2 separate regions of the Homo sapiens genome follow, and region 2 is linked to region 1. Evidence: chromatin loops called from intact Hi-C (ENCODE). Cell type or tissue: tibial artery. All regions are shown on one strand.

Region 1 (4,000 bases):
AGAACTGCAAGACAATAAGCTTCTGTTGTTTAAGCCACTCAGTCTGTGGTATTTTGTTATGGCAGCCCTGTCAAATGAATATAATAGCCAAGGACCCTGTAGTCTTAGGCTGTAGGATTTTCTCCTGCCATCCCTGCCATAACTTGGTGGCTTCCTCCCATCCCACATGGTCTTTTCGTAAATGACATCGTGCGTGGGGAGTGCTTGGCACAATGCCCCACATATAGTAACCCTTCACTCACCATGTGTTAACCATGATGAATGTTCCCAGGGTTCCCAGTGCCTGGGTGCTACTTCTACCTACCCTGAGACACTGGGTACAGAATGAGAGGTGTGAATTCTGAGCCCAGGCCCTCCTGATCACTCCTACCTTTGTTATTGAAGACTTTCCATCCCCCTCAGCAGCTTCCAATTAGCCTCCTTCTAGGAGCCTACCTTTTTGTTTTGAGACGGAGTCTCACTCTGTCGCCCAGGCTGGAGTGCAGTGGTGTGATCTCAGCTCACTGCAACATCTGCTTCCTGGGTTCAAGCGATTCTTGTGCCTTAGACTCCTGAGTAGCTGGGACTATAGGCGCGTGCCACTATGCCCGTCTAATTTTTGTATTTTTAGTAGAAGCAGCCTTTCTTTTTTTTTCCTTTTTTTTTTTTTGAGACAGAGTCTCGCTCTGTCGCCCAGGCTGGAGTGCAATGGCGTGATCTCAGCTCACTGCAACCTCCGCCTCCCGGGTTCAAGCAATTCTCTGCCTCAGCCTCCCCAGTAGCTGGGATTACAGGCACCCACGACCACGCCCAGATAATTTTTTTGTATTTTTAGTAGAGACGGGGTTTCACCATATTGGCCAGGCTGGTCTTGAACTTCTGACCTCGTGATCTACCAGCCTCAGCCTCCCAAAGTGCTGGGTGTGAGCCACCGCACCCAGCAGAGGCAGGGTTTCACCATGTTGACCAGGCTGGTCTTGAACTTCTGACCTCAAGTGATCTGCCCGCCTCAGCCTCCCAAAGCGCTGGGATTATACACCTGGCCTGGCCTAACTCTTTTAAGTGGAAAGTGCACTGTGGCCACAGAGTCAGCAGGGTAGAAAAAGAGACTGCAATAACTCAGAATGGGAGATTGCTTATCTGCAAGAAATTCCCCTTTGCAGTTGGAGGAGGAGTTGATCCCCAGGGTCAAGTGAAGCTGCAGACTTTTGGGACTCAGCCTCTGTTTTCCTATTTGCCTAATGAGGACACTCCTTGGCTGGCAGGGTACCAGATAAGGCTTAACTACAGGTGGTGTCAGGGCCCTGTGCTTTCAGATAGCAAGGCTGCCTTTCTCCTTGATCCTTCATTCTCCTCTTCCAGAATCTTTTCTAGCCCTCGGGATGGATACCTCTGTGTTGAGAGATGCCTTGGGGACAATGTTCTGCCTTCTTCCCGGCTCCTGAGTCAGGTTTCTGGAGGCCATGGAGTCTTATACTCCAGCTGTGGTCTTGGGCTGCTCCTGAGAGTCTGATTTTCCTTTTCATTATCAGGAGTGCAGGCAAAAAGCATTCTCTAGCCTTGAGCATTGGAGCAGGATTACAGAATGAGCCCTGAGTCCTTTCTGGGGAATGACATTGGCCTGGGATGGCAAAGTCCTAGGTTGTCCTCCGATCATTGTGTGTTTATTTTGAAAGCTAAGTCACTCTGACTTTGTAAGATATTACAGATTGACTCTATTTTGGAGACTGCAGAAAGTTAAGTGGGTAGAGTATGACTTGAACAGCCCCCCAAACGTAACCTTTCGGTTTGCTAAACAAATGAAATGTCTGTGTTTGTTGGTTTATCTTCAAATATATGTCTGGAGATTTCTGAGAACAGAGAGGGAGAGAAAGAGTGTGGGAGTCTACTTCAGGCTTTCAGGGCCCAGGGCAAAAGGGAGGAGAAGCCATATGGGGGAAAAACATCTTTCCACAATGTCCATATACTTTAAATGTGATACTTCAGGCTGTCTGTTATCCTGGTTTTGGCTCAGAGCCCAGAAGGAAGGCTCCTTCGATAATTCTTTGCGTGTTTAGGACATATGCCTCTCCCTTAAAGTAAATAAATAACTAAAAATCTGTGAATGCTGTCTGCAGTCACAGCAAAAATACTGCTCACCACCTAGTGGTCTGCAAAAATCACATTTGCTGCATTATACCAGCCGATGGGTCTAACCCTTCCAGGCCCAGCCGAGCCTGCTTTCTAAGTTATTTATTGTGCAAGTTGGGATTCTTGGCCTCTTAGGCGTCCCTGGCTCTTTCTGAAGAATGTGCTTTGGATGGAAAGTGGAGTGTGGTGAACAAGGCTCAGACAATCTGGTTCTTGCTTCCTTCTCCTGAGACTTCTCACCACACCCCCGTTTACGTGCTGTGCTCCATCCACACCAAATGAGCTGCAGTTCCACATGTGTGTTCCAAGGGACCTGGAGTTCCTGACTTTGCACATGCTGTTCCCTGTGCGTGGAACGCTTCTTTGGCATCTTTCCCTTTGTGTGTGGCGCGCTGTCTCTCATCATCATGTTCAAGAGCAGGCTCGCCTTCTCTAGGAAAGGCTCCTTGTCATCTCCTCGGCATTCCCACTCCCAAGTCCTCTTGGCTTCCATGGCAGCCTGTACAGACCAGGGCCATGGCCTTATCCCACGGTATATATTGCACGCGTCTGTTTACTCCTCTGCCTCTTCTATGGGTCCAAGAGGCTTCCAGATCTGACTACATAACTGTCATGTGCAACCCCCCTTTCCCTTAGACCTACTAGACCCCAGGAATGAAGCCAGGATTCTGCATTTTTTATTTTTTTCAGCTTAATTCTGAAGAATGCCAGGTTTGGAAACTATTGCCCTTTTTTTTTTGAGACGGAGTCTCGCTCTTTCGCCCAGGCTGGAGTGCAACAGTGCGATCTCGGCTCATTACAACCTCCGCGTCCCGGGTTCAAGCAATTCTTCTGCCTCAGCCTCCCAAGTAGCTGGGACGACAAGCGTGCGTCACCATGCCCGGCTAATTTTTGTATTTTTAGTAGAGACGGGGTTTCACCATGTTGGCCAGGCTCATCTTGAACTCCTGACCTCGGGTGATCCATCCACCTCGGCCTCCCAAAGTGCTGGGATTACAGGCGTGAGCCACCGTGCCCGGCCTGCCATACCTTTTTATTTCTCTTTCCCTACACATTGCCTGTGTCATAGTAGACCCTCAATAAGTGGTTGACCCTGTTAGTTTCTCTCTGGGGGCCTCTTTTTGTTTTCACTTCCCTCCCTCTCCAGCCTGGTCCAACAATTTGCTTAGCCCCTTACCCCTACCATGCAAGACTTCAACCACCAACTGCTCATTTTTTCCATTCCTCCTGCCAGGCTGCTGGGAGCTGCTGGTGGACTTCCCCAAAGAGTGGTGCTACTGTAAATGCAAGGCCTCTCACTGCAACAGGCCCCTGAATAGGTTTGGCAAGCCTTCTGACCCTGGGACACAGGCAGTAGGCCAACTTGCCTCTCCTTTACTGAGAAAAGAGAGGCCACTGGATGGGAATGCCCCCTCTTCCTGCTGCCCCTCCTACACATTTACCCACAGCAGCACATCCTGTTCTCCCGCCTCACGCCAGCCAGGCTCTGGCTCTCACCTCCTCCCACTTCCTCAGGGATCCGTCCGTCAATTATCCCCTTTTTCTTTTCTTTCTTTCTTTTTTTTTTTTTGAGACGGAGTTTCACTCTTGTTGCCCAGGCTGGAGTGCAATGGCGCGATCTCAGCTCACCGCAACCTCCGCCTCCCAGGTTCAAGCGATTCTCCTGTCTCAGCCCCCCGAGTATCTGGGATTACAGGCACCTGCCACCATGCCTGGCTAATTTTTGTACTTTTAGTAGAGATGGGGTTTCGCCATGTTGGCCAGGCTGGTCTCGAACTCCTGACCTCAGGTGATCCACCTGCCTCGGCCTCCCAAAGTGCTTGGATTACAGGTGTAAGCCACCGTGCCTGGCCAATTATCCCCTTTTTCTTTGACCTCTCCCATTGTAAAA
Region 2 (4,000 bases), 260 kb after region 1:
TCAAGCCATTCTCCTGCCTCAGCCTCCCGAGTAGTTGGGATTACAGTTAGGCACCACCACGCCCAGCTAATTTTTTTGTATTTTTAGTACAGACAGGGTTTCACCATGCGGACCAGGCTGGTCTTGAACTCCTGACCTCAAGTGATCTGCCCGCCTCAGCCTCCCAAAGTGCTGGGATTACAGATGTGAGTCACTGCGTCGGTCTCCTCTGTTTCTATACAGTGGCAACAGAATTTGAATCCTCTGGAGCTTCCTCAAACTCCCACTTAATGGTCCCATTGACAGCAGGAAGGGGTTTTATTCCTGTGATGAAAGGAGGAACTCCAGCCTCTTTTCTTCTTATTCTTTTTTTTTTTCCTGCTCCCGCCCTGACTTCAACCTCTTGTGTTCTGTCCAACATCTCTGCACTAGATCTGTAGGAGAAGCAGCGGTTAGGGAGAGAGGGGCCACAGGGGTCTTGGGCAGCAGGAGGCTTGGTCCGCATGTGTCTGCTGCTATCCTCTGACTGATCTATGGCCACAGAGGAGCCCATCTACACTCGGTCTGCCAGTGGAAACAGAGGTCAATTGTCTAACTGCTCTGAGCGTTGGACAGATGGCCCTGAACTCGGACAGACTTGGAGTGGGTCCCAGCTCTCCCACTTACTCTCTGCTGACGTTGGGTGAGGAATTTAACTTCTCTGAGCTTAGGCTGGCCCCACAGGGTTGTTGTGAGCATCAAGGAAGCTGTGTGAGCTCCGAAAATTGGGAAGATTGCACACAGGCTGGGCATTATTGCTGGTCTGAACAAATGTCAGCCAGAGCCCGTCTATGCCAATGGCACTGTTGGTTGGTATTTCTTGGGTACATCTCTCCCCATGCTGGGCTGCAGGGGAGGGACACTGGCTGATCCACTTCGGGTTTATCTTATAGAACCAGCCCCAGGCGATCTCTGCCTGCTGCAACTATTCCTATCGGTCAAGGGCCCACCTTTCCAGCATTACTTACAGGGACACTCACCTAACATGTCAGGCCTCGGGCCTGGGCACACCTGGACATGGCCATGGCCAAACGGTTTCTCAGCTAAGAGGGCAAGTCAATTTCCACCCCGGGCCAAAGCTGACAGATGGGAAGGGGCTGCCTGGAGCGCCGTATTTGAAAATACGAGTGCTGCGATTGCTCTGTGACATCTATCATGGGTGGAGGATGGCACAGCTATTGTGAATCTGCTGCGGCTGTTTTAGAGGACTGGTTTTCAACTCTGACAGCATAAGAATCATCCAGAGAAGTTTACAAATCACTGAGGCCTGGGTGCCACCTCCAGATTCAGATTGCATTGGTGTGGCCTGGGCATCAAGATTACTTAAAGCTCCTTAGGTGATTCTAACCTAGAATCAGCAAAGATGGAGAGCCACTACTTTTAGAGCACCCAACTTCACTACCCTGGCGCTCTTACAGACAGCGGGAGCTGCTGCCTGCACACACACTAGCTATCAGCAAGGCCAGAGTGGCAGCGGCCTGCTGAATCTCTTGCTAACCAGGGAGGGATGCCAGGAGAACAGGTCTGTGTCCCTTGTTTTACCTACTTAGTAAAAAAAAACAACACTGATACACATACAATAACTTGGATGAATTTCCAGGGAACTGTGCTGAGTGAAAACAGCCAATCACAAAAGGTTACACACTGCATAATTCCATTTATAGAACATTCCTGAAATGACAAAACTGTAAGAATGGAGAACAGACTAGTATTGCCAAGGGTCAAGGAAGGGGTGGGGGCAGGAGGGAAGTGAGTGTAGTTATAAAAGGGCACCACAGGGGATTCTGTATGAAGTCAACATTCTGATTGTGACATTAGGCTAGGCTTTCACAGAATGTTACCATAGGGGGAAGTGGGTAACAGATTCATGAGACCTCTCTGTACAATTTATTAAAATTGCGTGTGAATCTACTGTTATGTCAAAATGAAACTGTGTAATGAAAAGGAAAAAAAAGAAAAGAAAACTAGCTCCCACAACAGGAGGCAGGGTTTCAAGAGATCTTTGCAAGTTGGAAGTAGAGGTGGGGCAGTAAGATTGAGCAGAAATGGCCTTTCTAGGGCAGAGGAGTGAACTAGTTGGGTTCAAACTGGACCTCAACTGGAGTTTGGCTTTTTGCAGAACCATGAGAAAGTGACCTTCCTGGGATCTATTCATGTGTAGTGATAAGCGTGGGGACTTTCTGAGGGAAAGGCTAAATGAGGATGCTACTCCTCATGGCAGGGGGAGAAAAACAGGGGACAGGATCCTGGAGGGAATAGCATGATATGTGATCCCCCATCAGCTGGACAACATGGTGTGGGTTCTGGTAAGGAGGGGAGCTGGGACTAGCGGCTGCAGGCAGTGAGTCCCATGAGACCATGCAAGGCTTGGTGCCCAAGCAGTGCTGCTACAGGGCCCAAAAAGCTCTGCGCAACCTCAGCGGGTCAGGGGGTCGGCCAAGCATGGCCTTGGGGCGAAGGAGACTGGGGCAACCACGCCAGCTGCGCAGCACAGGCACTCTGGCTGGGAGGCTTGGGACATCTGGGTTATCTTTGAACGGCTCACTGGACTTTGCAAGGGGCAGAGCAAGCTTCAGGCTGCTCTATGGCAATTCTGCGGCAGGAAGGAGGAGAAGAAAGATTTGAAGAACTAAGATGGAAATTTGTAAGAGTGCAAGCTTTTGGGAAAGTACCTAAAGAATCTCTGAGTGACAAAAGCTCACATGAAACAAGTATATTCATTTGCTGAGGACTTGCTCTGGGCCAAGCATGGAACCAGGCACTAGGAACAGGAAGGAAAAGACACAGCCCCTGCCCTAGAGGAGCTGAATAGTAACAGAAGTTAACACAGTGAACAAGGAATTGTTCCAAGTACTTCATGTACATAAATGTACTTAATCTTTGGAAGAACCCTGGATAATGCTTATGGATAATAGTCACCATCCCCATCAAAGGCAAGGGGATGAGAAAACTTACCCTGAGTTAAAGGCAGAGCTGGGATCGGAACACAGGAAGCCTGGCTCCACAGTCCACAAATTCAACCACTATGCTCTGTGTCTGAGCAAGCTGATTTAGCCAGAAGGGAGCAGCTGTACAGCAGTGGACAGATCAGAGTCCTAGTCAGGAACTGATCTTTCAGGACCTGTCACCAACTTGTGGTGTGGCTTTGTGTTAAAGGTGGAGGGTGTCCAGGTTCTTGGTGTCTTGAACACAGAGTTAGACAAAACGCACAAAGCAAGGAAGGGATGAAGGGATTTACTGAGAAAGTGCGCTCCACAGCGTGGGGCGGCCCGAGCACAGGAGCTCAAAAGGCCGTCAGCCGAGCATGGTGGCTCACGCCTGTAATCTCAGCACTTTGGGAGGCTGAGGCGGGCAGATCACTTGAGGTCAGGAGTTCGAACCCAGCCTGGACAACATGATGAAACCCCGTCTCTACTAAAAATACAATAATTAGCTGGGTGCGGTGGCGCATGCCTGTAATCCCAGCTACTCGAGAGGCTGAGGCAGGAGAATTGCTTGAACCTGGGAGGCGGAGGCTGTAGTGAGCTGAGATTGCGCCACTGCGCTCCAGCCTGGGTGACAGAGTGAGACTGTGTCTCAAAACAAACAAACAAACAAAAGGCCCGTTACAGAATTTTGGGGAGTTTAAATACCCTCTAGAGGATTCCATTTGTTATTTTGGGTACGCCCTATGTAAATGGAGAGGATGAAGTAAAGTTACAAAGTCATTTACAGAGCACGAGCTATGGAGAGGGTATTTCCTGTTATAGCTGAAGTGTGATTGGCCTTACATTCCCTGCCTCTAGACCCTATTTTCCTGCCTCATCTGGAAAACTCTCTGTATTTGTTTGTATTTCATACTTTTACTCTAAAAAATATGCATGGTCTTGGGCAGGCGCAGTGGCTCACGCCTGTAATCCCAGCACTTTGGGAGGCCGAGGCAGGTGAATCACTTGAGTTCAGGAGTTCCAGACCAGCCTGAACAACATGGTGAAACCCCGTC

The links. Peaks named below come from ENCODE experiments on the same cell type or tissue, not always from the same donor. Only the 100,000 strongest peaks of a DNase experiment are listed, where the experiment ranks them.
Region 2: it touches region 1 in a loop (2.6-fold over the local background); 1 of 110 quality-filtered maps calls a loop at or near these places.

The regions. Positions count from the first base shown.
Region 1 is chr10:72,242,342-72,246,341 of GRCh38, reverse strand. No RefSeq gene overlaps it. Among named protein-coding and RNA genes, the nearest start is that of ASCC1, 28 kb to the right of the region's middle. RefSeq lists an enhancer at 890-969. In tibial artery, a CTCF peak has its summit at 2,107 (motif pointing left); DNase peaks (open chromatin) are centred at 2,411, 3,203 and 3,461; H3K27ac peaks cover 4,000 bases.
Region 2 is chr10:71,983,637-71,987,636 of GRCh38, reverse strand. The region is part of intron 1 of CHST3 (carbohydrate sulfotransferase 3); the gene reads right to left. Among named protein-coding and RNA genes, the nearest start is that of CHST3, 21 kb to the right of the region's middle. RefSeq lists enhancers at 2,490-2,559, 2,620-2,669. In tibial artery, no CTCF peak of the experiment used is centred here; DNase peaks (open chromatin) are centred at 326, 1,426, 1,736, 2,376 and 1 weaker place; H3K27ac peaks cover 3,837 bases.